Regions from separate parts of the Homo sapiens genome. Here regions 1, 2, 3, 5, 6 and 7 are each linked to region 4. A link is a loop called in an ENCODE intact Hi-C map of the cell type or tissue named here. Cell type or tissue: heart left ventricle. All regions are shown on one strand.

Region 1 (4,000 bases), 370 kb after region 4:
ACCAGGAGGTTCTGTTCCCACTTATACTTGTGTAAAACATGCTGTAATTTTCAGTCTTTTTTTTTTTTTTTTTTTTTTTTTTTTTTTTTTGAGACAGAGTCTTGCTCTGTCCCCCAGGCTGGAGTGCAGTGGCACGATCTCGGCTCACTGCAGGCTCCACCACCTGGGTTCACGCCATTCTCCTGCCTCAGCCTCCGGAGTAGCTGGGACTACAGGCGCCCGCCACCACGCCCAGCTAATTTTTTGCATTTTTAGTAAAGATAGGTTTTCACCGTGTTAGCCAGGATGGTCTCGATCTCCTGACCTCGTGATCCGCCTGCCTTGGCCTCCCAAAGTGTTGGGATTACAGGCGTGAGCCACTGCGCCCAGCCAATTTTCGGTCTTAATGGTAGTAATCCTGGCTGGGCGCAGTGGCTCACGCCTGTAATCCTAGCACTTTGGGAGGCCAAGGCGAGCTGAGGTCAGGAGTTCAAGACCAGCCTGACCAACATGAAGAAATCCCGTCTCTACTAAAAATACAAAAGTTAGCCGGGCATGGTGGCACATGCCTGTAATCCCAGCTACTCGGGAGGCTGAGGCAGGAGAATCACTTGAACCCGGGAGGTGGAGGTTGCGGTGAGCCGAGATGGTGCCATTGCACTCCAGCCTGGGCAACAAAAGCAAAACTTTGTCTCAAAAAAAACAAGATAGTATCCTAAAAGTACATGAGATGAGATTGCATTAATTCATGAAAACGCCTTTGTCTGTCTTTCCTGTCACCCTGTCTTTCTCTCAGCTGCTGCTGTTTCTCCCCTACTCCAAGACTAAATATTAGACCAGAGTCTTCTGCTGTTGCTGGATAGTGTTAGATTCCCATGTCCTGTTCTAATTTTAAAAATAAAGTCTCTCTTCAGAAAAAATTTCCTACATTCTAGTTTTTAGTTAGCATGCCTTGTTGATAAAAATTAAATTGGTGCTGTTTTCAGTAGTAGAATTGAGTGTATTTGGACATAAAGGTGGTAAAACTTTTTTTCTGACTTGGAGAATGTTCTTCATTATTCTGAGTCAGGTTTTACTGTAATTGAACGAAGACATGGTTTTTTGGTTTTGTTTTTCTTTTTTTTTGAAACAGAGTCTCGCTCTGTCACCCAGGCTGGAGTGCAATGGCACAATCTCAGCTTACTGCAACCTCCTCTTTCTGGATTCAAGCAATTCTCCTGCCTCAGCCTCCTGAGTAGCTGGGATTACAGGCATGCGCTACCACACCCAGCTAATTTTTTTGTATTTTTAGTAGAGATGGGGTTTCACATGTTGCCCAGGCTGGTCTCAAACTCCTGATCTCAGGTGATCCTCCCACCTCAGCCTCCAAAAGTGCTGGGATTACAGGCGTGAGCCACCGCGCCCGTCCGAAGACATGGGTTTTAATTACACTTGCCTTTTCTTAGCTGTGCACATAATTGTCCTTACGCTGACTTAGGGGTTGTTGGTGTATGCCCAGAGTTGCTTGTCTGCTGTCTGGATAGCCCCTGTCAAGTACAGCGAAGGGAGTGAAGCCTTTGACCCTTGGAGCCTGGGAGTCTGAGTCGGAGCTATGCTCAGTTCTCCCCACAGGGGTCTCCCTCTGCCTAATTTCTGTCTGGGAACCCAGCCCTTAACCCAGTGCAGGAACTTTCCTGCTGAAATGGACAGCTCTAATGGTTTAATGTAAATTAGAGCATGTGTCATTAAAGCTAGGATGCCAGATGGCTGAGGGTTCAGCTGCCTGCCAGGCTGAGTGGGTGGGGCCAGAAAAATGAAAGTTGGGGGAGGGAATGGATACAACTCATGTTATTTTTAAAGCAGTCATAGAAATATACAGCATCCACCAGCTCCCTCCCTATCCCAGTAGTAGTATTTTTTTTTTCCCTCAGCTTGACCCACCTCCCTGAGGCTTACATTGCGGGGAGGGAGAGAAATCGGTGTTCTTTATTAGTTGCCCTAGCAACCATGGAAAGCCTGGGAGAGTGATTGTAAGACTGGCCTGAAGCTTTGGTCACCTCTGTTGTCTGCAGAGGCAGAGAACCATTATGATCTGTAATTGCCAGTAACTGGATTCTGAAGCTCTTTGAGTATCTCCAGCTCATGGGCAGGGGAGGGGAAATTAATGAAATAAAACAATATTGGCTTTAGATTTTTATTTTTATTTTATTTTTTTTGAGGAATAAAGCACTCATAGGCCACACTTTGATAGTGGGAATGTGTCATGAATGAAAAAGAATTAACAAATCAAAAACAGTCGGCTCTTTGTGATCTAGAGAAGGACAGAACATGTTAAAACCTGCTTCCGCCATGAGCAATAAATGCTGAGCAGTTCATTTTATCTTCATCCCAAAGCCACGCCTGCCCAGTGACCTCTGAACTGGAAGGAGCTAAGGAAAGGACGTTGATACTTTCTGAGACATGTATCTTCCTGTATGCTGTTTTCAGAAGCTGGTTTTAGGAGACGGTTGCTTTCCTGGAAGACCTTTATAATATTAGGCAATGACAGCCACATGGCCAGGGTGGTGGGGAGCCTTTGCCCCAAATTGCCTGTCGCCTCTCCCCTTTGATCCTAGTTTTAGAGCCTAGAGAAGAGGCTTTGGGAAATTACCCTCTAATGCACATATCTGATTGATCGCCCTTACCACCTCCACGCTACTCTTTTCCAGTGAGTTTGTATTTGCAGCCCTTTAAACTTAATAAAGGAGAAAAATCACAATTCACTAACAAATCCACTTAATTTGATTTCAAACCTCTGGAGACTTTTCACATGGGGATACTTGTGTTTTTCTTCATCGGGGGTTAAACAGTCTCTTGGGGAAAAGCTCTGTTTAGTTTGTCTTACCACCAGCCAGGTTCAAAATCTAGAGAGACTGATGGGCATTCCTTCAACAAAGTTGCCTTGACCCCTCCAAGTTCCCTTGTTTTGTGGAATACATTCATTCATTTTGTAAAACTTAAATTTGTGAGTGTGTTTGTTATCTAGTAACACTGGGAGAAAAAGAAATCTCTTTAGTAATTTATTGAAAATCCAACTAAAAGTTAGCTTGCCTCTGGGCAGAAGTGCAGGAATACTACAGTCTATCCAGCTTCCAGCCTGCATTGGCTTCTGTGTGCATTGTACGGCTTTGTTTTCTTCTGTGAAGACCTGAATAGGTCATATCTGCTGGAGTTCCAGGGAAGTCGTAAACTTTGAGATGGGCAGAAGGCAGATTCCCTAACATTTTCTCCCTGTGAGATCTGGCTGGTCTTTCTGGAACTGAGGGAGGCCTCTTGTTGACACTGGCCAGAGAGAGCTTGAGTGATGTGAAATTTGAGGGCATGCTTTAAATAAGGGTGGATCAATAGCAACATGTTGCTTTTTAGCAATAGCAGTTTTCAGGCCCAAGTTACTTCTTAATCCTGTCAATTTAACTGTCTATTTGCTCTTTGCAGTTTGTCCCGTTTTAAAGAATGGTTATGTTATTGAGAATAATTAGTGGTGTGTTATAAAAGTAGTGTTTGCATCTTGTTGGAATACTGCCAGCTCTTATCAGTAGGGCTGCTCGCATTAGTTGGAAATGATTTCTTCATTAATTCCTTCTTCACTGAATCTGCTTGGTTTTCCACAGAAAATACAGGAGGAATATCGCCACTTAGGTTGGGAACATGAGATGGCGAGTGAGGTGGGCACTTAGGTTGGGAACATGAGATGGCGAGTGAGGTGGGCACTTAGGTTGGGAACAGTAGATGGCGAGTGAGGTGGGCACTTAGGTTGGGAACATGAGATGGCGAGTGAGGTGGGCACTTAGGTTGGGAACAGTAGATGGCGAGTGAGGTGGGCACTTAGGTTGGGAACATGAGATGGCGAGTGAGGTGGGCACTTAGGTTGGGAACAGTAGATGGCGAGTGAGGTGGGCACTTAGGTTGGGAACAGTAGATGGCGAGTGAGGCGGGCAGTAGTGGCGTATTCTGCACAGACCCAGGCCTTTGTGCTCTTAATCTCCTTGGAAAGGGGCCCAGA
Region 2 (4,000 bases), 95 kb after region 4:
TCAAATGAACAGTACAAAGTCCTGTTGATAGTAGGCACCCTTAATATGTGATGAAAATGGCACTTTACCTCTGTGGTCTTCCTCCCTAAAGCTGATAATCAAGTCTAATGCTGAGAAAAAAAGAATAAAAAACAAAAACAAAGAAGGCTGGGCGAGGTGGCTTACGCCTGTAATCCCAGTACTTTGGGAGGCTGAGTTGGGTGGATCACTTGAAGTCAGGAGTTCCAGACCAGCCTGGCCAACCTGGTGAAACCTCATCTCTACTAAAAATACAAAAATTGGCTGGGTGTGGTGGTGGGCGCCTGTAATCTCAGCTACTTGGGAGGCTGAGGCAGAATTGCTTGAACCCAGGAGGTGGAGGAGGCTGCAGTGAGCTGAGATTATGCCACTGCACTCTGGCCTAGATGACAGGGTAACTCCGTGTCAAAAAAACAAACAAAAAAACAAAACCAAAAACAAAACTACCCCCAAACCAAAGATTTCCAACTGAGGAACATTTTACAAAATACCTGACCACCACTCCACAAAACCGTCGAGGTCATTAGAACAAGGAGGTCTGATTAATTGTCACAACCAAGAGAAGGCTAAGGAAACATGTCTACTAAATGCAGTGTGGTATCCTAGGTGGAATCCTAGAATAGAAAAAGGGCATTAACTAAAAACTAAGGAAATATGAATTAAGTATGGGCAGCATAGCGCCATGTTTACCAGTGTGTATGGGAACGAAATCCTCATCTGCTAGGATGAAGTCAACAGATAATGTCTACATTAAAAAAAACAACCCAACAAGGTAAGTTTAAGAATATTATTTAGAAATATGAAGATGAATCTTGAAGACACCACTAAAAAAGGTACATGAGCCCTGTGGACTTGGAGGGGGAAGTGGGAAAAGGAAGGCAGGACCTGCTATTTTTTTTCTTATAAATCTTTTGGTACTATTTGACTTTTTTTTTTTTTTTTTTTGAGATGGAGTCTCACTCTGTCGCCAGGCTGGAGTGCAGTGGCACAGTCTCGGCTCACTGCAACCTCTGCCTCCTGGGTTCAAGAAATTCTCCTGCCTCAGCCTCCAGAGTAGCTGAGATTACAGGCGCCGGCCACCACACCCAGCTTTCTAGTAGAGATGGGGTTTCACCATGTTGGCCAGGATGGTCTGGATCTCTTGACCTCGTGATCCGCCCGCCTCAGCCTCCCAAAGTGCTGGGATTACAGGCGTGAGCCACCGCATCCGGCCTATTTGACTTTTAAAACGTTGGTTATGTATTACTTTGATAAAAATTAACTTGAAACAAACAGACCAAACAATAAACATCGTTCTATACAAAACTTAGGTGAAACAGGATATCCAAATTAATCATTACAAGCCATGTTCCTGGGACAATTTTATATTTGAAGCCATATGGCCTTGGGTTCCGAATCCCAGCTCACCACTAACTGAAGCCCTGGCCAAGTGACCCAGCCTTTCTGGTTGCTGAAGGATTAAAGGGAAAAGCTTACTCCCCACACCCAACCATGCTGCCACTAAGTAAGCCTCAGTAGGGCTTACTGATCCTGTCATCATTATGGAGGAATGAATTTAGCAACTTGGGGTTCCTACTTATCACATGCTCTTACAGAACCCAAAGCTGTTTTAAGGCAAACATGATCAGAACTCTAATTCTTAAGTATTCAGCTGGAGCCAATCTTTAAGCATTCAACACACGTTGCATGGGGTAGGGGGAAGACACTAATTTGGACAGTTTCAAAAAAGAAATCAATGTTGGAGGCTGCCTGGCGACCTAGGATAAATGTAGTTTCACCACAGATGGCGAACAAGAAGTCTGGAGACCACCCCGAGCGCGAAGGGACCCCCGCGGAGTTTCCGAGAAGTCGTTAGCGCCTTCGGCCCTGGCTCCTCGAAAACTACAAATCCCAAAGGGCAGCGCGCCCCGATGCGGCGTCCCAGGGCCGAGGGGCCCGCCGGGAGCTGCAGTCTTTCCGGGCAGGACCCCGCACCCAAAGGCTCACCTGTGGGACCGCGTTGTCAGTCTCGGCGCCTGCGCTCCGCTCCAGGAAGAAAGCGCCAAGGCGAGGCATGGCGGTCTCCGTGCGCACCGGCAGCTTCTCGTGGGACATCAGGATGTCGTCCAAAGAAAGAAAGTTCTCCTCAGGCCCCAGCGCACCCGACTCCACTCGGAAATAAGCCTCTGACATGGCGGCCACTTGAGCTTCTCCGCTTCCACTCGCGTGATTCGGAGGAGCCTCAGGAGTTAGGGGTGTACAAGACGGGGAAGCGGAGACTGGGCAGGATGGTTGGGGTCAGGAAAGTGGATTGAAACTCGTTTCCCGCGCCCGGGGACGCATCAGACAGGAGCAGTCAATTCGGGCGGTACCGCCCAGGCAGAAGCAATCGATCAAGTCTGCAGATTTAGAGCAGCGGGACACGGCTGGGGAGCGGTAGGTGGGGGCGCCGGAAGTTCTCTTCCCTCCGCTTGCTGCACGGTGTGGGAACGTTACGAAGAAGCTGGAACGCTCGTTGAAGCTCCTGGACCCATTTGTACTGGATTGTGTTCATGTGATCCTTAACTATTTATATGAAATTAAAAACACTTTGCAACACTTTTAGGGGTTTAAAATAAAAGCATCTTGTGCCCTTCACTCCAGGCCTAAGTCCGACCCTTTCCTACAGTTTTTTTCACTATGCAACTCCGTTAATCTTAGTATTTGAAAGAAATGTTAAACAAACAAAAACTTCCAGCACTATCCCCAGCGAGTTATTATGGTCTAGATGATGAACTAGTGTGTTGTATTTTGTTAGTATTTTGGTGGGGGTTGGACGGGGTGGGTAGAGGGGTGGAGCACTAGACTGCACATGGCTTGCTAAGGTTGTGAGTATACTTCAGGGTGTCTTAGCTCATCATCAACTGACAATCTCCTTTTGTGGCTCTGAATTTAAATCCCTAAAAATGGAAATCCAATTGGTCCAGTTTATTGATTGGTCCAGGTACGCCACAATGGTCATAGATCTCCAGCCACCCTGTAGATGGGGGTGCCTGTGTTGGGTGCGATCACTATCCAGTGACCAGGGGAAGGACCATGGTCGCATAGTACCAGGTTTGGTGGCTCTCCTCAGCCAGGGCTATGGGTGGCGGCATATTGTTGAGAGATGCACTACAGAACTTACTTCGTCTAGAGCATTTCTGGGGCTACTGGAGCCGGGAGTAAAGGGTGTGTGTGAAGGGAGGTGTGTATTAACCATGGATTTTAGTTTCTGTTTTCTGTATTTTATGATGCTTTGACATCTTGGGGCCTTGGGGACCTGGGGAGGAATTGCCCCTTTCAGAGTTAGCTAATTCCTAGAGATAGCAAACAACTTGCTTGTGAACACCCCTTTCATTTACAAACCAACCAACCCAAGCCTATATCCCCACACCATCTTTATCCATCTCACACACCAATATTTTCCCTGCCCCAAGTCACTGTAATAAACCACCCCATGGCCAAGTACCAGACAACTAAAATTCACCTCTATATCCCAGAGCTTGCCAACATTATTCAAATTATTCAATCCTAAGCTTGTTCAGACTTCCCTTCCCTGCTTCGCCCATTCCTTCCCACGGCAATAAAGGCTCTGGGCTTTCTCCTCGCTCTCTCTACCTCCTCATTGACCCTAATACTTTCTCGTGTGGCCGTAGGCACAGCCCCTTCTCTTGAGAACTATAATAAAATTTTCAAAGGCATTGGCCACTAACTCATTGATTGTCATCACCCAGTCACCTTTATAAATGAAATTCTGAGGACAATGAAAACAAGGTGCAGTGGGGTGGAAAGGAATGGCCAAACTGTGGAAAATCTTGGTACCATTCTAAGGAGTTAGGCCATTCCATAGAAAATGGGAGGAAAATGTAAGGCAAATAATAACATAAATCTGGGCTTCAGGAAGAGAATTCCAGCAGTAGATAAAGAAGAGAGAGATTAGATGCTTGGAAGCTGTTCAGTGGGCAGTATTTGGCAACCAATTGGA
Region 3 (4,000 bases), 78 kb after region 4:
CCTCCTTCCTTTTCTTTCTTTCTTTCTTCTCTTTTTCTTTTTTCTTTCTTTCTCTCTTCCTTCCTTCTTTCTTTTTCTTTCTCTTTTTCTTTCTTCTTTCTTTTTTCTTTCTTCTTTCCTTTTCTTTCTTTTCTTTTTCTTTTTGTTTTTTTGAGACAGGGTCTTACTCCCTTCACTCAGGCTGGAGTTCAGTGGCGCTCTCACTGCTCACTGTAGCCTCAATTTCCCTGGGCTCAAGCAGTCCTCCCATCTTAGCCTCCTGAGTAGCTGGGACCACAGGCATGAGCCACCACGCTCAGCTAATGTTTTATTTTTTGCAGGGGCGAGGTCTTACCATGTTGGCCAGGCTGGTCTCAAACACCCAGGCTCAAGCTAGCCTCCTGCTGCAGCCTCCCAAAGTGCTGGGATTATAGGCAGGAGCCACCTCGCTCGGCCTGATTTTTTCTTTGTCCTGAGCCACGGGTGGGAGATGTTTGCAGGATGAGCTGATTCCATGTGCACCATTATGAATTCTGAAACACTGGCAGTTCCCAGGCACTATTTTCAGAGCTATGCTGACACTTAATCATGTTGGTGTAGAAAGCCATGCTTGTTTTAAACTCATTTAGACACAGAGAAAATTAGCTAGAGAGTGCCAGAAGAGAAAGGAGAAGAAAATCAAGTTATTGCTGTCAAAGAGAAAGAATGCTAAAAGTTCTAAGTAAAATCAGAGGCCTTTTCCCGTCAGTCGCAAGTACTAGGGGAAAAGTAAAAATTTCAATGAAAGGCAAATATTCGACCAGGCACAGTGCCTCATACCTGTAATCCCAGCATTTTGGGAGGCCGAAGCGGGTGGATCACCTGATGTCAGGAGTTCAAGACCAGCCTGGCCAAGATGGCAAAACCCCATCTCTACTAATAATGTTAAAATTAGCCAGGCATGGTGGCAGACAGCTGTAATCCCAGCTACTCAGGAGTCTGAGGCAGGAGAATCGCTTGAACCCGGGAGGCAGAGGTTACAGTGAGCTGAGATTGTGCCATTACACTCCAGCCTAGGCAACAGAGCAAGACTCCATCTCAAACAAATAAATAAATAAAAATAAAAAATTAAATTAAATTAAAAAGAAAGAAAAGCAAATATTCTTTCTCTTCTTGATGAGCTTACCAGTAGTTTCATCCTATGCAAGCTCCAACTGGCCCCAGTGCGCCTGCCTTAATGCAGTGACACCTTTCCAATAAGCTGAGCTACTGAATTAACGTAGCAAAGAGTCTGATGCAGTTTTGCTTTAAAAAATAATTGCCCTCTAAGTGCAATGTGGGACTTTGGATTGGATTCTGAAACAGGAAAAGGACATTTATGGAAAATCTGTTGAAATCTGCATAAAGCCCATGGTTTAGTTAAAAGTGTTGTAGCAATGTTAACTTCTTAGTGGTGATAAATGTACCATGATTATGTAGGACGTTAGGGAAAGTTGGGTGAAGGATATATGGGAACTCTCTGTCTTACCTTTACAACTGCCCTATAAATCTAAAATTATTTCTAAAATAAAAAGTTTGGCTGGGTGCAGTGGCTCATATCTGTAATTCCAGCACTTTGGGAGGCCAAGATGGATGGATCACTTGAGTTCAGGAGTTTGAGACCCACCTGGGCAACATAGCGAGACCCTGTCTCTACAAAAAATAAAAAAAAAAATTAGCCAGTGTGGTGCTGCATGCCTGTAATTCCAGCTACTCCAGAGGCTGAGGTGGGAGAATCGCTTGAGCCTGGGAGTTAGAGGTCAAAGTGAGCTGAGATTGCACCACTGAACTCCAGCCTGGGTGACAGAGCGAGACACTGCCTCGAGAAAAAAAAAAAGTTTAATGAAATCATGCTTACTTTGTTGATTTGACTTGATCTTGAAAAAGCAGATACAGAAAGGAGACCTCTGTTTCTGGGTGTGTCCTCATTTGCAGCTTTCCCTAGACCACAAGGCTGGCAACGGGACAGCGTAGCCCAGGAGGAGAATGCTGCTATACTAAAGTAAGGTTGCTTGGCAAGCAAGTTGTGTCTGGCTGCACTGTGTCTCCTTTGATTAACTAGGCAGAAAAGCAGAAGCCTAGAAAAACAAAATGAGCTCAAACAAAAGCAGGCTGGGCCTGTCACCTATATTAGTCATTTGCTCTCAGGAAAAGAGTGACTCTACATTTTTCCAGACTTGTCCTTGATTCACTGTACATTTTATTTGTTACTATTAAGGATGAGAAATTTTCTCCTCCTCATTCAAAAGGATAATATCAAGAGTTAGCAAAACACACACACACACACACACACACACACACACACACACACACACACAGATTTAGCAACAGAATTCCAGCTTTCAGATACCTTTCCTTAGGTTTAGAACATTTACTTAATTATCTTTCAAACAACTGTTTCTATGTGTACTCAATATTAAAAATTTATCGGCCAGGCACAGTGGCTCATGCCTGTAATCCGAGCACTCTGGGACGACAAGGCAGGTGGACTGATTGAGCTCAGGAGTTTGAGACCAGACTGGACTACATACTGAGACCTCGTCTCTACAAAAAATACAAAAATTAGCCAGGCATGGTGGCACATGCCTGTAATCCCAGTTACTTGGGGGGCTGAGGTGGGAGGATTGTTTAAGCCTGGGAGGTCAAGGCTGCAGTGAGCTGTGATTGGGCCACTGCACTCCAGCTTGGGTGGCAAAGTGAGACCTTGTCTCAAAAATAAAATAAAATGACCTAAAAATCTGCCTTCACTAGATAAGGAATGTTTAAATTATATTTCTTAGACTAGTTCTTACAGTTGGCCTGGTGTGGTGGCTCATGCCTGTAATCCCAGCACTTTGGGAGGCCGAGGCGGGTGGATTACGAGGTCAGGAGATCGAGACCATCCTGGCTAACATGGTGAAACCTTGTCTCTATTAAAAATACAAAAATTAGCTGGACGTGGTGGCACACACCTGTAATCCCAGCTACTCAGGAGGCTGAAGCAGGAGAACTGCTTGAACCCGGAGGCAGAAGTTGCAGTGAGCTGGGATCGCGCCCCTGCACTCCAGCCTTGGTGACAGAGCAAGCTCTGTCTCAAAAAAAAAAAAAAAAAAAAAAAAAAAAAAAAAATTCTTACAGTTAAGCATCTACCTTACATTTTATAGATTTTTCTCCTGAACACAAAAATATCTGTTTGAGAAATATATATATGGCCTCTGCAGTTATTTTCTTTTGCCAAGCTCAGTTTAAAATATTACATTTTCACGTAGACACAATTGTTTCGAGCATAAAGAACAAAAGCTCTCTTGGGGCCGGGCGCGGTGGCTCACGCCTGTAATCCCAGCACTTTGGGAGGCCGAGGCGGGTGGATCACGAGGTCAGGAGATCGGGACCATCCTGGCTAACACGGTGAAACCCCGTCTCCACTAAAAATACAAAAAATTAGCAGGGTGGGGTGGCGGGCGCCTGTAGTCCCAGCTACTCGGGAGGCTGAGGCAGGAGAATGGCGTGAACCTGTGAGGCGGAGCTTGCAGTGAGCCGAGATCGCGCCACTGCACTCCAGCCTGGGCCACAGAGCGACTCCATCTCAAAAAAAAAAAAAAAAAGCTCTCTTGGGGTTTCTTGAAGGATGGGAGGGGGACAGAACAGACAGACACAGAGTGGAACTGACTGCTGTTTGAACTTGAGTCACTCAGTGCTTCTGCATGCCGGTTTCACTAGTTCAGGCACAGTATTCCAGAAACCTCGGGTTCAGAGGTGCTGAGAGGTTAGTGAGAAGCTCTGTAAGATGCTCAGAATTCTTAGGGAGAAGGTGGACTTTTTATTTAAAATAAGAAACAAATTATTTCTGCCATGCAAGCAATAAAGAAATTCAACATCAGATTAGCAGGGTAAAGATGACTTTTTTTTTTTTTTTTTGAGACAGAGTCTTGCTCTGTCACCAAGGCTGGAGTGCAGAGGTGTGATCTCAGCTCACTGCAACCTCTGTCCCCTGGGTTCAAGTGATTTCCTGCCTCAGCCTCCC
Region 4 (4,000 bases):
AGCCCTGCAAATTTCTGGGCTAGTGTATCCCAAGCAGATGTACTAGGAATATGATGGGCATGTTCAAGGAGGCTAGAGAGAAGTAAGCTGGGAACAGGCGGGGGAGCTGGTGCAGATTGCATCCTGGGTCCCATGTCTGACTGAGATGGCTCGTTAAGCAGAGAAGTGACATGGCTTATTTTTTATTTATTTATGTTTTGAGACAGTCTTGCTCTGTTGCCCAGGCTGGAGTGCGGCGGTGCAGTCTTGGGGTTGAACCTCCCGGGTTCAAGCGATTCTGCCTCCTGAGTAGCTGGGATTACAGGCGCCCACTACCACGCCCGGGCTAATTTTTGTATTTTTAGTAGAGACAGGGTTTCACCATGTTGGCCAGGCTGGTCTCAAACTGCTGACCTCAGGTGATCTGCCCACCTCGGCCTCCCAAAGTGCTGGGATTATAGGTGTGAGCCACCATGCCCAGCTCATGGCTTATTTTAAAAGGGTACAGAGCGAAGGCAGAAGCAAAAAGACCAGCAAGGAGGCTTCTGCAAGCATCCTGGGGTAGCAGCTGATGGAGGCTCAGACCAGGGAGCAAGTAAACTTAGAATAAAGGGCTTGAAAAATGTGCAGTCACCACCCCACCAGGGCAGCTTATCCGTGGCTGCCCTCGGATAAGCCAGGCCTTATCAGTTAACTCAAGGTTCTGTCTGGAAGATAACACTGTACTCTTCCTGGGGGCAGGACTGCAACCTCATGTGGTTGGATCCCTGGATCCCTGGCTGGCTGCACAGTTCCAATCCTGGCTGCTCAGTAGCTCCTGGGCTCCCCTCCTGGTGATGGGAGGCTGGGGAGGCAGGGCAGGGCAGACTACAGTGCCCTGCAGATTTGAGGGGCTGGGCTCCTGGCCTCCCCATCTGTAAAAGAAGGGGGTCCGGGCAGCATAACTTGCAGGGACCCCAGCCCTGATGCCTCAGAATCCAACAAGCAGGGAACCCACACTTTTTGAAAGTGGTTTGTGTCACAGTCACCAGTATGACGGCACTGGGAGGGAGGGAAAGGGAAGGTGGACAGGGTGTTGTCACAACAAAAAAGGGTGGCATGAAAGTCACTCTGGCCTCTAATGCCTTGTCCCTTGACGGAGGGGTCTTTGGGACAAAATCATAACCTGTGATGCCTCTGTCCCACTGCCCCGGGTGGCACTGTTGGTTAGACTTGCCCAGGTGCCGCAGAGGCTTGGGAGGCAGATAAGGAAAAGAGCGCACAGACGGAGGAGCAGCATGCCCTGCTGGAGCCAGCACTTGGGGCTCCTGGGCTGTCCAGAAACAGGGGTTGATATGGCCTCATTCCCCACTAGCTGTGTGACCTTGGCCAACTGGGTTCACCTCTCTGTGCCTCGGTTTTCTCGTCATTAAAGCCGGGATAACTCTCCTGTGGCGCCTTTAGCCTCAAAGACGGCTGAAGCCACCGTGAGGCTGGCTGGGTCTGGGTGGCACTCAGGCCTGCCGGAACTCCCCCCACAGGCAGGGACAGGGCTTCTCGGTGTGGCTGGCCCTAGGGAGGGTCGGCTGCAGGAAAGGCACGCGGTCTCCCTCTTGGCCACGAGGTGGCGCGCTCGGCCCTAAGACCTCAAAGGCGCGACTCCAACTCACCAGCTCGGTGGCGTCCTGGCCCCGGAGCAGCGGCTTCTCCTCAGGGAATCGCAGCTCCTGCAGCCCGGCCATGGTCACGTCGTGGAGCAGGAGGCCTAGGGAGGGAGGGCGAGGTTGAGGCCTGCTGCGGCGGGGACGCCCGGGCGGAGAAGGACAGCGCAAGTCGGGGCTGGGGCGGGAGCGCGGAAACCAGATGCACTGTCCCCCTGGCCCCCAAGCGCAGCCCACTCAGGCACTTAGGGCCCCCAGGCCTCCGTCTGCAAGACCCGCCTGTCTGGCTTGGGGGATACCATTATAGTATTTGTTTTTCCGTTTTTCTTTTTTTTTTTTTTACACGGAGTCTCACTCTGTCACCCAGGCTGGAGTGCAGTGGCGTAATCTTGGCTCGCTGCAACCTTCGCCTCCTGAGTTCAAGTGATTCTCCTTCCTCAGCCTCCCAAGTAGCTGGGATTACAGGTGCACACCACCACCTTGCTAATTTTTGTGTTTTTTAGTAAAGACGGGGTTTCACCATGGTGGTCAGCCTGGTCTCAAACTCCTGACCTCAAGTGATCCACCCGTCTTGGTCTCCCAAAGTGTTGAGATTTCAGGTGTGAGCCACCATGCCCAGCCTATTATTTGCTCTTAAAAATTAAAACGTTTCCAAATAAAACAGAAAAGCAACGTCATGATTCCTAAAACAATTACATGCAACATTCTGCCTTTATTGAGAAACAGAAGGGCACGTGCAGGGAGGCCAAACACAGGGTCAGACGCAGACAGAAGTCCCCTGCCGAGGGCCTCTGGTGTCTGAAGGGGACAGTGGGGTTCTGGAGGATAGAGAGACTGGAGAGGAACAGAGCTGAGAGCTCCCCAGAGGGCTCCCAGGACAAGCCTCTGTGAAGATGGGCCAGGGAGGGGTGGGTGGGAGTAGAGGCCCTGGTGGTGTGGCAGGCCGAGTGATGTTGAAAGAGGGGGTGCAGGTCTCAGTTCAGGCCACCAACAGGGAGGGGTGATACACAGGGGCTGCTCAGCTGCCAGAGGGTGGGCCCGGGCCCTAATTGCTGGGAAACCCCAGGGGTTTCTGAACCTCAGAGGAAGAATGGGTCATACATGCAGGCGTGTGTGTGTGTGTGTGTGTGTGTGTGTGTGTGTGTGTGTGTGTGTGTGTAGGAGCCAGTGGTGAGGGAAGGAAGACAGAGGGTCCCAGGACCCCACAATTCCTCTAGGAATGGCACCACCATCCCTCAACTTCAGGATGGCAGAGGTCAGAATGCACCAAGAGAAAAACTAGCCAAGGACATAATCTAGAAATTCATAAAAGAATTTAAATTGGCCAGTACATACATGGAAAAATATTCAAGCTCACTAGAAGTCAAAGAAATTTAAATTAAGATACTTTTTTTTTTTTTGGCCAGGCACAGTGGCTCATGCCTATAATCCCAGCATTTTGAGAGGCTGAGGCCGGAGGAGTGCTTGAGCCCAGAGGTTCAGGACCAACCTGGACAACATAGCAAGGCCCCATCTCTACGAAAAAAATAAAGTAGCTGGGTGTGGTGGTGAGAGCCTGTGGTCCCAGCTACTCAGGAGGCTGAGGTGGGAGGATCACTTGAGACCAGGAGTTCAAGGCTACAGGGAGCTATGATTGCACCACTGCACTCCAGCCTGAGTGACAGAGCAAGACCGTGTCTCAAATGAATGAATGAATGGATAGCTCTTTCTTTTTTTGCCAATGGCATTGGCAAAGTTTACACCGCTAGCGAAGGTGCACTGAAACAGGCACCTTCTTATATGGCTTGTAAGTATATAAATGGACATATCTTTCTGGAGGGCAGTTTTACAAATGAATTAAAACTATTTAAAAGGTTCATACTCTCAGACTCAGCAATCCTCTCCCGTGGAGAAATTGCCTAAGGAAACCAGAGATGGCAACAAATAATTTATCTATAAGAATTCTTACCACAGTGCCATTTATAACACAGAAAAAAATTGGAAGAAAATGTCCATCAATAGGGTACAAGATAAACTGTGTGTCAATAATAAAATATTATTTAATATAATGGGAAAATTCCTGTTACAATAAATGAAAAAGCAGGCCTGGGTCCCTGTGCACGTGCCATGCTGGAGTCCCGGCTCCCAGTGGTTTCCGAGGAAACCAGCTAACACAATGCAGATGGGCTGTATTTTTAGAAAGGCATCCTCAAGGCTCTCCCGCTCCCATTTCCATCCTTTCAGATGTGTGCACACTCACCCATCCATCCAGGGTGTGGGGGCTGGGAGAGCTGAAAGAGGGGTCCCCTCCTTGGAAAACTCTTCCGCATCAGGACATTTTAGCCACCTGCCTTCCTGAACACCCATCTCAATTAAACCCCTTAGTAGCCCTGGGGTATCCC
Region 5 (4,000 bases), 470 kb after region 4:
TGGAAACAAAGCTGGGGTGGTCTGGAGAGGCGCTGGAGAGTGCCAGGTGGAAATCAGCCAAACAGGCGTGAGATGATTTCCCTGCCCTGCGGGGAACATCTGAGGACACCGAGGCCAGATGTGTTGATTTTGTACTCTCCCTGGTGCGATAAAATCCTCATCAAGAGCATTTCTTTGGGCCAGCCTCCCTGGGGGGGACCGCAGCCTTCTCTGGTCTTCCCTCTGTCTCCAGAATTGTCTCCCATGTTTCTCCTCTTATGGAGAATCTCCTGTTATGGAAGAGCCCCGGCTGCTTCTGCACTGTCAGCGGGAGCGCTCGCTCAACGGGCTTACTCTGCTCCAGAGGCACACTCAGTGTCTGGGTGCCCGCCAAGCTCCTGCCGCCAGCCTCCTCCTCAGGCCCAGCCTGCCCACCCCTCCCCCTCAGCGAGACTCCTGCTTCCTTCCTCCATTGCCACCTTCCATTCTCCATTGAGGAGCCAGTTATTGATCTTGGCCCATTTCTCAAAGTTGCTGCACTCAAATTCCATCCTCAGCACAGACAGACTCCCCAGCCACATCCTCCCCCAGGGGAATGGCCCAGTCCCTCTTCCTGGGCTTGTTGATGGAGGCCCTACCTCACACCTGCCCCCCTCCCAATAGGAGCCAGTACCCAAGTCTGGGGAAGTACCATGTTGAGGATGGGGATTCTTCTCTGTGCTCCCTGCCTGCTCAGCCCTGCTGTGAGCACCCAGAGGGTAGACCTAGTCTGGTTCACCAAGTGCCCAGTTCAGGGCCTGGCACAGGGCAGGTGTCAGTTAAGTGCAGGCTGCACAGCCGGAGTTGCCATGTTGCTTGCAAGCCAGAAAGTATGCCCGGCATCCTCCTCCTCTCCAGAAGAACCAGACTAATGATGAGTCGGAGTCAGCAGATCAATGCGGTGGGGAGCAGGAACAAGGCACAGAATGTGCCTGTGTCTTTCAGTGCAGTGGCTGGGAGGCTGCCCCTTTCAGGAAAGGTGGGGTTGCAGGGGCCACCATGGGAGCCTGGGCAACAGGCCCCTCTCCCCACACCTTTCCCTGAAGCCCTATGTCCCCACCCAGATGCCAGGCCTGACCACGAGGTGGTGTGCAGGGCTGGATCAGGGCCACCCCAGCACAGGACCTGAGGTTAGGGCTGAGTACGGCCCTATTTCTCATGCAAGCAAGTCACTTAACCTGTTCTTGTAACAGAGGACTAGACATTCCCACCCTGTTTACCTTTCAGGGGATACTGGGAGGAAGACACGAGAAGGTTCTGGGAAGTGCTCAGTGTCACAGCAGTATAAGGCTTCAATGTCTGCCTATGTGGGTGAGGGATGAGGGTGGTGACCCCTGCCACCTAGCTCCAGGCTAGATGTCCTATGTGAGAACTCTGTGTGTACACCTGGCAGGCTGGGTGACCCCTCCCTACCCTTATTTTACTGAAGCATCATTAATGCCTCTCGAGGCCATCTTGGAAGTCACAGCAGAGACTTCCAAGAATCCTCCCAAACTGTGAGACACAGCTGGACAGGGTAGGGGAAGGTGACAGTCATCTTTTCACTGGGTTAAATACAAGTAGTCCAAAAAAGATCCAAAATAAAAAATGCAATTTTTATTTGTTGAACATAATTTGAAACTGTAAAAAGATTTCTCTGTCCATCACCAGAAATCCAGAAGACACCTGAAGAGGACTGACTGTTTCTTTGCCACGGGGAAGGTGTGATGAAACAATTAAAATCCCATGCATCCCTGGCCCTTCCTCCACGTTGCCCCTCAGAATGCCTGCAGCTGCAGCAGGCAGGAGGCAGCAGGAGAACCCGGGCTGTGGAAGGCCCCTCTGCCTCTCTGGGAAAGCTGCTGGGGAAGCCAGAGGTCACAGTGCATTGGAGGCCTGGCTTTCAGCCACTGGCCAGGCCAAAATGAAACATCTGCTCAAGTCTCCCCAGGCACCTTGCTGGGGGTGAGTGGGAGAAAGAAGTGGAGAAAACTGATGCTGGACCACAAGTTATCACCCTGTACCTTGGCTTTGAAGTGGCCCCTGCTGGTACAGGAGCAGGGTGAGAGTAAAAGTAAATAAATAAAAGCAACATGCTTCAAGGAGAGAGGGTGACAGACCCACTGAAGCACCCCGTGTCCTGGCTCGACCAGGGATAAGCCAGGGCGTGATGATTTAAAACACTCTGATCTGAGGCCAATGGCATCAAAATACAAATTGCTGAAGTGGGAGAGGAAGTGAAGGGCTGTTTGTTAGGGGGACTACAGTGGAGATTCTGGTGAGTGTGGGTGGGCTCGCCAGTGACCCCAATATTTTCTTTGTGTAACAACCAGAGTAAGCATTAGGATGCCCAGGCTGCCCTCTACTGGCAGTTTCTGGGAAGGACCACAACAGCAGCACCCAACCTGCAACCCACAACAGCCGAGACAGGAGAGAGAGAAGAAAGCAAGAGAGAGAGAGGAGAGGAAGAGAGAGAGGAGAGGAAGAGATAGAGGAGGGGAAGAGATAGAGGACAGGAAGAGAGAGAGGAGGGGAAGAGAGACAGGAAGGGAAGAGAGAGGAGAGGAAGAGAGAGAGGAGAGGAAGAGAGAGGAGGGGAGGAGAGACAGGAGGGGTAGAGAGAGGAGAGGAAGAGAGAGGAGAGGAAGAGAGGAGGGGAGGAGAGACAGGAGGGGAAGAGAGAGAAGAGGAAGAGAGAGAGGAGAGGAAGAGAGAAGAGAGGAAGAGAGGAGAGGAAGAGAGACAGAGGAGAGAAAGAGAGGAGAAGAGAGAGAAAGAAGAGGAAGAGAAAGAGAGAGAGAGAATATCAGCACTCAGGGAGGATGAGGAGTGGCTACACCTCCTGCCAGGTTGAAGGCATGGCTGGGGCCTCCTACTGGGAGGCTAGAAGCATCTCCATCGATTTTAGCAGGTTCCTCCATCTCAGCCTGGTCTGCAGAGGGCCCTGGAGGAGGAAGGCCTCTGGTGCTCACTTCAAAGGCATCGAGAAGAACTTGTTCCCAGACTTGCAGCGGACTTGCTCAGTGTGCACGCGCAGCAGCACCTCAGCATCTTCAAACCCATCCACGATTGCCTTAAAACAGCAGCCAGGGGAGGACAGTCACATTAAGGGGCATCTGGGACCCACAGGGCACTGCAAACAAAACCAGCTCACCCAACTTCAGAGGCTGGGCGAGGCTGAGGCTGCAGGCTCCAGGCTCTGCATTGGTGATCTTGTCTGATCACTTCTGTAATCTCTGAGGTTGGTCCTATCATCTCAACTTTACAGATGAGGACACAGATGCTCAGAGCCCTGGATCACAGAAACCAATAAAACCAGGCCTGGGACCCAGGTCTGCCGGAGCCCAAACTAGAGCTCTTTGCCACCTCCAGCAACATCAGGCCAAGCGCAAGGTGGCTCCTTAACGAGGGACCACAGCTGCATCCAGCCTGCACGTTTGGTTTGGTTGCAAAATGTTTTTTAAACATCCAAATTAGTTGCTGACATTTGAAAACTGACAGATTACATGTAAAAATCTAGGTTTCTGGCTTCTCTTATGAAACAGAAGTGCTGGCAACTCTAGGCCAATCTTCCCGCATGGCCACACTCCCTACTGTCTCCCCAACCAGGGCTGGAGTATCAGCCGCCGCTTACCACTTCATGTAACTTGCTGGTTCTCCTCCAAGGGCGCAGATGGGAAAGTGGAATCTTTCAGCTACTTATCAAAATCTGATAGACTCTGGGGGCTGGATGTTCCTTACCCCTGGTACATTTCACCCATTTTCAGTGCCAGGCCCAAGCCTCTGACCTCTGGGCAAGTGGCTAGGACTTCAGGGAAAGCCTGCAGCCTCCTCGCAGATCAGTGTTCTAGGGCAGTGCTCCCTAGAACTGTAATGTGCACACAAATCCCCAGAGATCTTGTTAAAATGTAATTCTGATTTCTTAGGTCTTGGTGGGGGTGGGGGCAAAGATCTGTGTTGTTAATAAGCTTCAGGTGACACTGAAGCTGCTGGTCCAGGGGCC
Region 6 (4,000 bases), 290 kb after region 4:
AGCCCAATATGAGCTGTATTCTTTCTCTTTCCCTCCTTTCCTTTCTACTTTAAAAAAAAATCCAGACTCTAATTCAGAATCATACACTTCATCTAATTATGTCTCTAAGTCTTCAGTAACAAGAATACGAATCTAGGGTTTCGTTTGGTTTTCTTTCTCCTAGTGACATTGACTTTTTGAAGAACTCAGGCTAGCTGTTTGGCAGAATGTCGCCCAGCTTGGATTTGTCTGATGGTGTCCTTATCATTAGATTCAGGTTAAATGTTTTGGCAGGAGGACCACATGGGGGAGGTGTCCCTTCTCAGTGCATCACATCAGAGGATCAGTTGGTTCCCTACTGATGAGAAGTTTGGACCATGGGTAAGGTGGTGACCTCGTTTCCCCTTGGTAATTCCTAAGTCATCTGTGGGGTAGCACTGTATTTACTGAAGGTCTCTGACTGTGGCAAATGCTGGGAGAGTCAGTGGTGAGCGCCCACACTCTGTCCTTGCTCTTGTGCTGTTTTTACAAAGGAGGGGACAGACAATAACCCAGGAAACAAATAATGACAAGATATGCAGTTTGATGAAGGACGTGGATAGGGTGCTGAGATAGAGAAGTATCAACTCTAGAGAAAGTGATCTTTAAGCTGAGACTTGAGCTGGAGGCATGCCTGTAGTCCCAACTCCTCAGGAGGCTGGGGTGGGAAGATCGTTTGAGCCCAGGAGTTCTGGGCTGTAGTGTGCAATGCCAATCAGGTGTCCACACTAAGTTTGGCATCAACTATGATGACCTCCTGGGGCTGGAGGACCACCAGGTTGCCAGGTGGCAAACAGCAGGTCAAAACTCCTGTTCGGATCAGTAGTGGGATCATGCCTGTGAATAGCCACTGCACTCCAGCCTGGGCAATATAGAGACACCCTATTTCTAAAAAAATACTACTAATAAAGAAAAAGGTGAAATTTGAATAGGAAAAAGGAGACACCCTTGGGAAGGTGGGGTGGAGGGGTTGGGGGTGGCTCCTAGTTAAGCTTGGAGGATAGAAGGAACCAAAAGACGGATGCACGGTGGTCTCAGGGAGGGAGGAATGAGCAGAGAAAGGCCCTAGGCCTGGAAATAATCATATTGAACACATGCTATCCTAATAGTGAACACCATCCTAAGTGTTTCACATGGTTTACCTTGTTTAATTCTCCTTGCAGCCCTGTGAAGTGAGCGTTATTACTGGTTTTATGCTGTAGAATCTGTGACACAGAGAGGTTGAGTAATTGCCCTAAGGTCACACAGCTTCTAAGTAGCAGTGCTGGATAGATCTGACTCCACAGACTGTGCTCTTAGCTGTGTCAAGCAGGAAGGCCCAGGGTTTCATCCAGAAAACAGAATGTGAAAAGGGACTGGAATGAAAGCAACCTGTACTGGGTGCAGAGGTGCTGTCGATAAAGGATGAGGGATGGGAAAGGAAGACAGAAGAAAGGCCTAGAAGATCAAAGGAGAAGGGTGTTCAAGGCTGCAGGCAGCACTGGAAGCCAGGCCAGCTCAGTTGACCACCTACTCTGGGCACATCCCCAACCCAGCCTGTCCCTTCAGGTCGGATTTGCAATTCTCCTGCTCTCCCTCCTCCTAAACACAAACAGGAGATTTACACTCTCAAAGTCTCTCCCCACAAATGACTTATTAATCACAAAGGGAAAAATTGTAACTTTGCAGTGGCACAACCTGGTCAATGCCAGCTTAACCAAGTGACCAAAGTGGATATTCAGGGAAGGCTCTGGAAGGGCATTTGGGGGAAGTGTAGAAAGGTTTTGTGAGGAGCACTCTGAATGACGGGGGTAGGAAGCCTTGGGGACTGAGGAGTCTACCCTAACAGGGCAGGGTCCAGAGGGGGAAGGAGGGGTATGTCTCGGGGGAAGGGAGAAGTATTGAGGTGGGGGAGGTTCTGAGGTTTGAGTGAGGCCCTGGGGAGGGACTTGACAGTTTGGGTGACAGGAGGGTCAGAATAGGGTCAGTATGGGATGTGTTGGGTGGGTAAAAGCTGGGTGAGTGCAGGGCTGGGGATAGGGTCTCCAAGGACAGTGAAAGGGTCGGGAGTCGCGGGCGAGGGCTCTAGGGCAACGGCCAGTGGAAGGGGGGGCTCCTGTGGCGTGAAGTCAAGCCAGCCCGAGGGTGAGGCGATTTGGACAGTCCGACCTGTGGCGGCGGGAGGGCGAGGGTGGCGGAGGGCGCGAGGTAGGCGGCGGGGCGTGCCGGGGCGGGGCCGGGGCGGGGCCGGCACCGCCCGGCGGGTCCCCCCGCGCTCCAGGGGGCGCTGTGAGCCTGGGCGGCCCCAGGCCGGGCGGCGGCCGCTCCCAGTGAGCGCGGCCCCTTTTCCGGGTTTCCTCCGCCTCCTCCTCCTCTCCTCCTTCTTCTCCGCTGCCGCCGCCGCTGCCCCTTTCCCGGCCGGTGGCTGCCGCTGCCGGTGCCGCCGCCGCCGCCTCCTGGGGGCCGCGAGCCGAGCGGAGACCGCCGCGGAGCGCGAGCGCCGCCCGCCCCGCCGCCCCGCCGGCCGCTCCAGGGCCGGGCCGGCTCGGCCGGCGCCCCCCGCGCCCCCAGCCCGCCCGCCCCCGCGGGCCCGGCCTGGCGCGGCCGCCCGCCGCCGCGCTCCTCCTCCTCCTCCTCCAGCGCCCGGCGGCCCGCTGCCTCCTCCGCCCGACGCCCCGCGTCCCCCGCCGCGCCGCCGCCGCCACCCTCTGCGCCCCGCGCCGCCCCCCGGTCCCGCCCGCCATGCCCGGCCCGGCCGCGGGCAGCAGGGCCCGGGTCTACGCCGAGGTGAACAGTCTGAGGAGCCGCGAGTACTGGGACTACGAGGCTCACGTCCCGAGCTGGGGGTAAAGCCGTCGCCGCCCCCCGCCGGGCCCGCTGATCCCTGCCCCCGCCCGGCCACCCCCTGCGAACCGCACTCGGGCCCGGTGGTGTCTCCCGCCGACCCCTCCGCGGGCCCGCAGGGAGGCAGAGGTCCCGCTCTCGCACATGTCCTCGTCTTCCTCTTCCCTCCCCTTTACCCCCGTTTCGTCCCTTTCTCCCCGCTTTGCGCACCCCTTTCCCCCAAGGAATGCTTTTTTACTCGGGGAGAAGTGTGGGGTCCAGGGATCGACGCCGGGTGGAAGTGAGGGAGCTGCCCTTCCTCACACTTCTGGGTTTCCACTGGGGTGGGAAGTCAACAGCTGTCCTTTGGAGCTATTAAAATGCCCTGCCTTTTAGGTTTTCTGAGATGAGGTGGTGGGAGGAAATTTCTTAAAGACGTCCAGATTTTTAAAACAGGCATTGTCTACCTTGAAGATGTGAAACGAGAAGCAGGTGCTGGGGAGCCGCGGGGCACAGGGGGCACCCTCTAGGCCTTCAGGACGGGTGCTTTGCTCGCCCCTCTGGATTGGCTCAGAGCGTTGCCTTCCTGCCCCATCTTCCCAAGTTAGGAGAGACCAATTAGGTTAGGAGCTCTGCAGAGTGAAGGGAGCCAAGATTATGTCGTGGCTTTCATTTAGGGAATGAGTTGTGACGTGATGTATAGACACTTCCAAGTGTTTGCCTGGTGGAAGCGGCTGAATGACGTGTACAGTGGGCATAGGCTTGGTTAACCCCCAGTCCTGGCATTTATGTGTGTGTCTTCCTTTTACAGTAATCAAGATGATTACCAACTGGTTCGAAAACTTGGTCGGGGAAAATATAGTGAAGTATTTGAGGCCATTAATATCACCAACAATGAGAGAGTGGTTGTAAAAATCCTGAAGGTGAGTGTCCTATGAGTGGTATGTAACATTTTCCTCCCCACAGGGCAAAAGTTTGTAAGGTACCCCAGTCACATTCTATAATGGGCAATGCAAGCTTGAATTTAATTTAATTTATTTGTTTAGAGTCAGAGTCTCACTCTGTCACCCAGGCTGGAGTGCAGATCATAGTTCACTGCAGCCTTCAACTCCTGGGCTCCAGTGATCCATCTCAGCCTCCCAAGTAGCTGGGACTACAGGTGCATGCCACCACGCCCAGC
Region 7 (4,000 bases), 140 kb after region 4:
TCTCCCAAAGTGCTTGGATTACAGCATGAGCTACCATGCCCAGCCTCAGAGTGTTTTTATGATGTTTTGTTTCCTTGGTCTCCCTGTGACTTAGGGCAAGTACGGCTACCCCCTCTTAGGAGAGGACACTAAAGGCCTGAGTGTCCTGTCTGAGGTCCTCAGTCACTCCAGGACAGAGGCCCAAACAGAAGCCAGATCTTGGGCTGTTGAAGTTGCCCTTTGTTCATCCTGAGGGCACGACTGCTGTGTTTACAGATTATCACATAGGGATTTTTAAAAGTATAATTGGCTAAGTTTCTTCTTCAGATGCGTTAAAGAATCTGCCACCCAGGTGCCTGAAGGTGTGGTACCTGGGCAACTAAAGGTCTATGGGTAATCAATTTATTCCCAGAGTTAGGATTGGAAAAGCTCAAAGAGTATGATGAAAATGTAAGTAGTGTGTGCTAGACTTCTAGACTGTCTGTGAAATCAGCAAAATCTCAGAAAAGCATAGAAAACATAAAAGACTTTAAAGAGGTGCATCCTGTCTGCCCTTGGTTTTCATCCGAGCTGTCATTCAAGGGCAGCCCTCTGTAGAGAAACGACCCTGGACTCAGTAAGCAGCAAGGTTTAGGGAAGCACACAGCCCCTGAATGATCAACCTGGCGGTCGCTTGCCTTGTATTCTTTTAGGAGTTAAAAATCTTTCTGAAAGGTGCTGGGTGAATTGTGCCTTTGTGATTTGTTTGGTGGTGCTCTGAAAATTCCTTGTCTCCGTTCCTAATTTTAGAGCCAGCAGCTGTCACTGCTTTGTTCTAACAAGTCAGTAATTTTCCATTCTCCTTGCTTCCTTGGATTTCCTTTCTATATCTAATCACTCACTCTGCAGGGGCTTCTAACTTGGTCTTCTCACTTAAAAATTTTTATTATTAATTTTTAAATTTATAATTGGACCTTGTCATTTCTTTTAAAACCCCAAAGAAGGATGTGCATGTCACATATTCTGTCATTTGGTGTTTTGTTATTTCTGTAAGTTAGTAATTGCTTTTATTTTTGTATTTTTAGTAGAGACGGGGTTTTGCCAAGTTGGCCAGGCTGATCTTGAACTCCTGACCTCAAGTGATCCTCCCACCTCAACTTTCCAGTGTTGGGTTTACAGGCTTGCCCACCGCGACAGGCCTAGTAATTGCTTTTAAAAAGTTAAAGTATTACCTTTTTATTTTACCTGTATACATTGTACTTATACAAACCTTCTTACAGTGTGTGATAGACATAAAGTTTTATCATAAAATGTTATGGCATTCGGTGTTTTGTTTGTTCGTTTGTTTGTTTGAGACGGAGTCTCGCTCTGTCGCCCAGGCTGGAGTGCAGTGGCGCGATCTCGGCTCACTGCAAGCTCCGCCTCCTGGGTTCACGCCATTCTCCTGCCTCAGCCTCCCGAGCAGCTGGGACTACAGGTGCCAGCCACTGCGCCTGGCTAATTTTTTTTGTATTTTTAGTAGAGACGGGGTTCACTGGGTTAGCCAGGATGGTTTCCATCTCCTGACCTCGTGATCCGCCCGTCTCGGCCTCCCAAAGTGCTAGGATTACAGGCCTGAGCCACCATGTCCAGCCGGCATTCAGTGTTTCTTATCTTCATTGCGCCCAGCCGGCATTCAGTGTTTTTTATCTTCATTGCAGCAGGGTTGCTTTTGTTTGTTTCTTATTTGGCCATTTATTTATTTTTAGGATTCTATGGGTACCAACAGAATTCCTTGAAGGTGTTTTGCAGGTGGTATCATAACTTTATTTTTCTATTTTAATTTTGCAGTAGTCTGGGATTTGCTTCAAATTAATCCAGATGGAGGGGAAGGGGATGTAGGTTAATGAAACAAGACTGGCCATGGTAACTGTTAACGTGGATCGTGGGAGCATGGTGGTTCATTATACTACTCTGTCTACCTTTGGGTATGCTGGAAGTTTTCCATTATAAAAAGCTTTGAAGATCTTTACATCAAGATTATTTCTAATAATCTTCCTTTAATTAAGATAAACTCATTGTACAAATATTGCCATCTATAGGTGGAAAATATATTTGTTTTGATTTGGACAGGCTGCAACATCAAAAAAAGGAAAAAAATTATTGTAATCTTGATCTCTAACCTGACTCCGAAATATTATTAATGTTACTACTCTTTTCTCAAAACTCGCCATTAATATGAATCACTAGGTATAACGCACATAAATTTCTTTATGAATCTCTGTTCTATATATAGTAAAATTCATGTTTGAAAAAGGTCAAATTACATTTTAGTGTAAAGGCTCAGGACTTTTTAAAAAAATGACTTGTGATTTTTGAAGGTTTGAAAACTCCAAATCAGAATATAATTTAAAAATGTAGTTTTGACCCTTTACATATTTTTGATGACTTGAGAATGTATCTGTATTTTAAGTCTCATATTCGTGTGAACTTGACATTTTCACACAGGTCCACAGAACGGAAAGTTGCTGCTTTCAAATTTGGGGAAAATATAAGAGAAACTTCTTTAAATCATATACAGTAGACAAAGATACCTTATGAATACCAGAAACAGGTGACAAAAATAAATACCCTAGGGGTTAAGCAGAATGTTCTGGATATCGAACTTGAAGCTTATAAGCATTCTTTGTTTGTTTGTTTGTTTTTTGGTTTTTTTTTTTAGATGGAGTCTCACTCTGTCACCCAGGCTGGAGTGCAGTGGCGTGATCCCGGCTCACTGCAACCTCCACCTCCCGGTTCAAGGGATTCTCGTGCCCGGGTTCAAGCGATTCTCGTGCCTCAGTCTCCTAAGTAGCTGGGACTACAGGTGCACGCCACCACACCTGGCTAACTTTTGTATTTTGAGTAGAGACGGGGTTTCACCACGTTGGCCAGGCTGGTATTGAAATCCTGACCTCAAGTGATCAGCCCACCTTGGCTTCCCAAAGTGCTGGGATTACAGGCGTGAGCCACCGCGCCTGCCCGGCCTAAAGCATGTGATCATTCTGATACCAAGATAAGCACAGAGTTGCCATCAGAGCATATTTCAGGCCTCCCTTCCTGTCCTGTGGTTACAGTTGCATGTTCACTCAATCCTCCATTGTATTTTGAAGAGTAAATTGTACTCTACATAGTTGTTGTGTCTTTCAGATACAATTTATAATACAGTTGGGCCTATTAAAATTCCAAGAGTAACAACCTTTTCCAAGATGACCTTGCCCAACATTTTTGTGTTATTAATTGTGTCTGTAGGACCTCATCTGCCCCCTTCTGCTCTGACAAGATATTCTGAGAAGGACAGAGTTGCACTCAGTAACGAAAACATGTTACACGGATCCTGTAAGCCAAATCTATTGACCAGGAGAGTTGGGACACACACTTTCACATTTTCTGGAACAACTTGTACTTTCTGGAAAAACCTATATAACTGGCTGGCCCAGGCTCTCTTATTAGAATTTCTAATATTTTAGGGTGACAGCTCATTTTAAGGGACCGCATCACACTGTCAGACTGTCAGGGTCTTCTTGGGTGTGATACCAACAGCACAGGCAACAAAGAAGAAACAGGTAAATTGGGCTAAAATAAAAATTTAAAACTTTTGTGCATCAAAGGATGCTATCAACTGAGTGAAAAGGAAATTAATGAAATGGGAGAAAATGTCTGCAAATCATATATCTTAAAAGATGCTAATATCCAGAACATTTTTTAAAAACCACTGTAACTCAACCACAAAAAAACCAAGTAACCAGATTTAAAAATGGACAAAGGACTTGAATCAATATTTCTCTAAAGAAGACATAGACACATACCCGTTTAGCACATGAAAAGATGCTTGGTGTCATTAACCATTAGGGGAATGCAAATCAAAACCACAATGAGATACCACCTCATACCCATTAGGAGGTCTATTATAGAAAGAAAAGTAAACAGACAAACAAGCAAAAACCCAACACAGAATATAAGTGTTGATGAGGATGTGGAGAAATTGGAAGCTTTGTGGGCTGCTGGTGGGAGTGTGAAATGA

The links. A loop is a pair of places that touch in the nucleus more often than their neighbours do. Peaks named below come from ENCODE experiments on the same cell type or tissue, not always from the same donor. Only the 100,000 strongest peaks of a DNase experiment are listed, where the experiment ranks them.
Region 1: a loop joins it to region 4, with 2.5 times the contacts of the local background. A loop is called at or near these places in 6 of 110 quality-filtered maps.
Region 2: it touches region 4 in a loop (2.4-fold over the local background); 14 of 110 quality-filtered maps call a loop at or near these places.
Region 3: a loop joins it to region 4, with 2.8 times the contacts of the local background. A loop is called at or near these places in 7 of 110 quality-filtered maps.
Region 5: a loop joins it to region 4, with 5 times the contacts of the local background. A loop is called at or near these places in 22 of 110 quality-filtered maps.
Region 6: a loop joins it to region 4, with 2.4 times the contacts of the local background. A loop is called at or near these places in 5 of 110 quality-filtered maps.
Region 7: it touches region 4 in a loop (7-fold over the local background); 109 of 110 quality-filtered maps call a loop at or near these places.

What each region holds. Positions count from the first base shown.
Region 1 is chr16:58,119,686-58,123,685 of GRCh38, reverse strand. The region is part of intron 1 of CFAP20 (cilia and flagella associated protein 20); the gene reads left to right. Among named protein-coding and RNA genes, the nearest start is that of CFAP20, 7.7 kb to the left of the region's middle. In heart left ventricle, CTCF peaks have their summits at 1,392 and 1,592; a DNase peak (open chromatin) is centred at 1,565; H3K27ac peaks cover 467 bases.
Region 2 is chr16:58,390,792-58,394,791 of GRCh38, reverse strand. It overlaps GINS3 (GINS complex subunit 3), which reads right to left and starts at 2,321. Exons shown (of 3, transcript NM_022770.4): 1 at 2,005-2,321. The coding sequence starts at 2,190. RefSeq lists enhancers at 1,528-2,104, 2,009-2,498, 2,105-2,682. In heart left ventricle, no CTCF peak of the experiment used is centred here; DNase peaks (open chromatin) are centred at 1,931 and 2,371; H3K4me3 peaks cover 1,751 bases; H3K27ac peaks cover 1,091 bases.
Region 3 is chr16:58,407,546-58,411,545 of GRCh38, reverse strand. No RefSeq gene overlaps it. Among named protein-coding and RNA genes, the nearest start is that of LINC02137, 12 kb to the left of the region's middle. In heart left ventricle, no CTCF peak of the experiment used is centred here; a DNase peak (open chromatin) is centred at 1,957; H3K27ac peaks cover 2,711 bases.
Region 4 is chr16:58,485,479-58,489,478 of GRCh38, reverse strand. It overlaps a transcript of NDRG4 not described here. Among named protein-coding and RNA genes, the nearest start is that of NDRG4, 13 kb to the left of the region's middle. RefSeq lists an enhancer at 1,488-1,647 and a silencer at 1,557-1,908. In heart left ventricle, a CTCF peak has its summit at 1,567 (motif pointing right); a DNase peak (open chromatin) is centred at 1,628; H3K4me3 peaks cover 318 bases; H3K27ac peaks cover 2,762 bases.
Region 5 is chr16:58,019,211-58,023,210 of GRCh38, reverse strand. USB1 (U6 snRNA biogenesis phosphodiesterase 1) reads right to left here. Exons shown (of 7, transcript NM_024598.4): 7 at 1,593-3,070. The coding sequence ends at 2,966. Among named protein-coding and RNA genes, the nearest start is that of MMP15, 4.5 kb to the left of the region's middle. In heart left ventricle, a CTCF peak has its summit at 2,359 (motif pointing left); DNase peaks (open chromatin) are centred at 360, 1,870 and 2,370; H3K27ac peaks cover 481 bases.
Region 6 is chr16:58,196,476-58,200,475 of GRCh38, reverse strand. CSNK2A2 (casein kinase 2 alpha 2) reads left to right here and starts at 2,370. Exons shown (of 12, transcript NM_001896.4): 1 at 2,370-2,843; 2 at 3,632-3,743. The coding sequence starts at 2,740. It also overlaps the pseudogene RN7SL645P. RefSeq lists silencers at 2,017-2,146, 2,197-2,466, 2,867-2,936. In heart left ventricle, a CTCF peak has its summit at 2,332; DNase peaks (open chromatin) are centred at 2,285 and 2,927; H3K4me3 peaks cover 2,220 bases; H3K27ac peaks cover 194 bases.
Region 7 is chr16:58,343,776-58,347,775 of GRCh38, reverse strand. No RefSeq gene overlaps it. Among named protein-coding and RNA genes, the nearest start is that of GINS3, 47 kb to the left of the region's middle. In heart left ventricle, a CTCF peak has its summit at 2,033; no DNase peak of the experiment used is centred here; H3K27ac peaks cover 1,325 bases.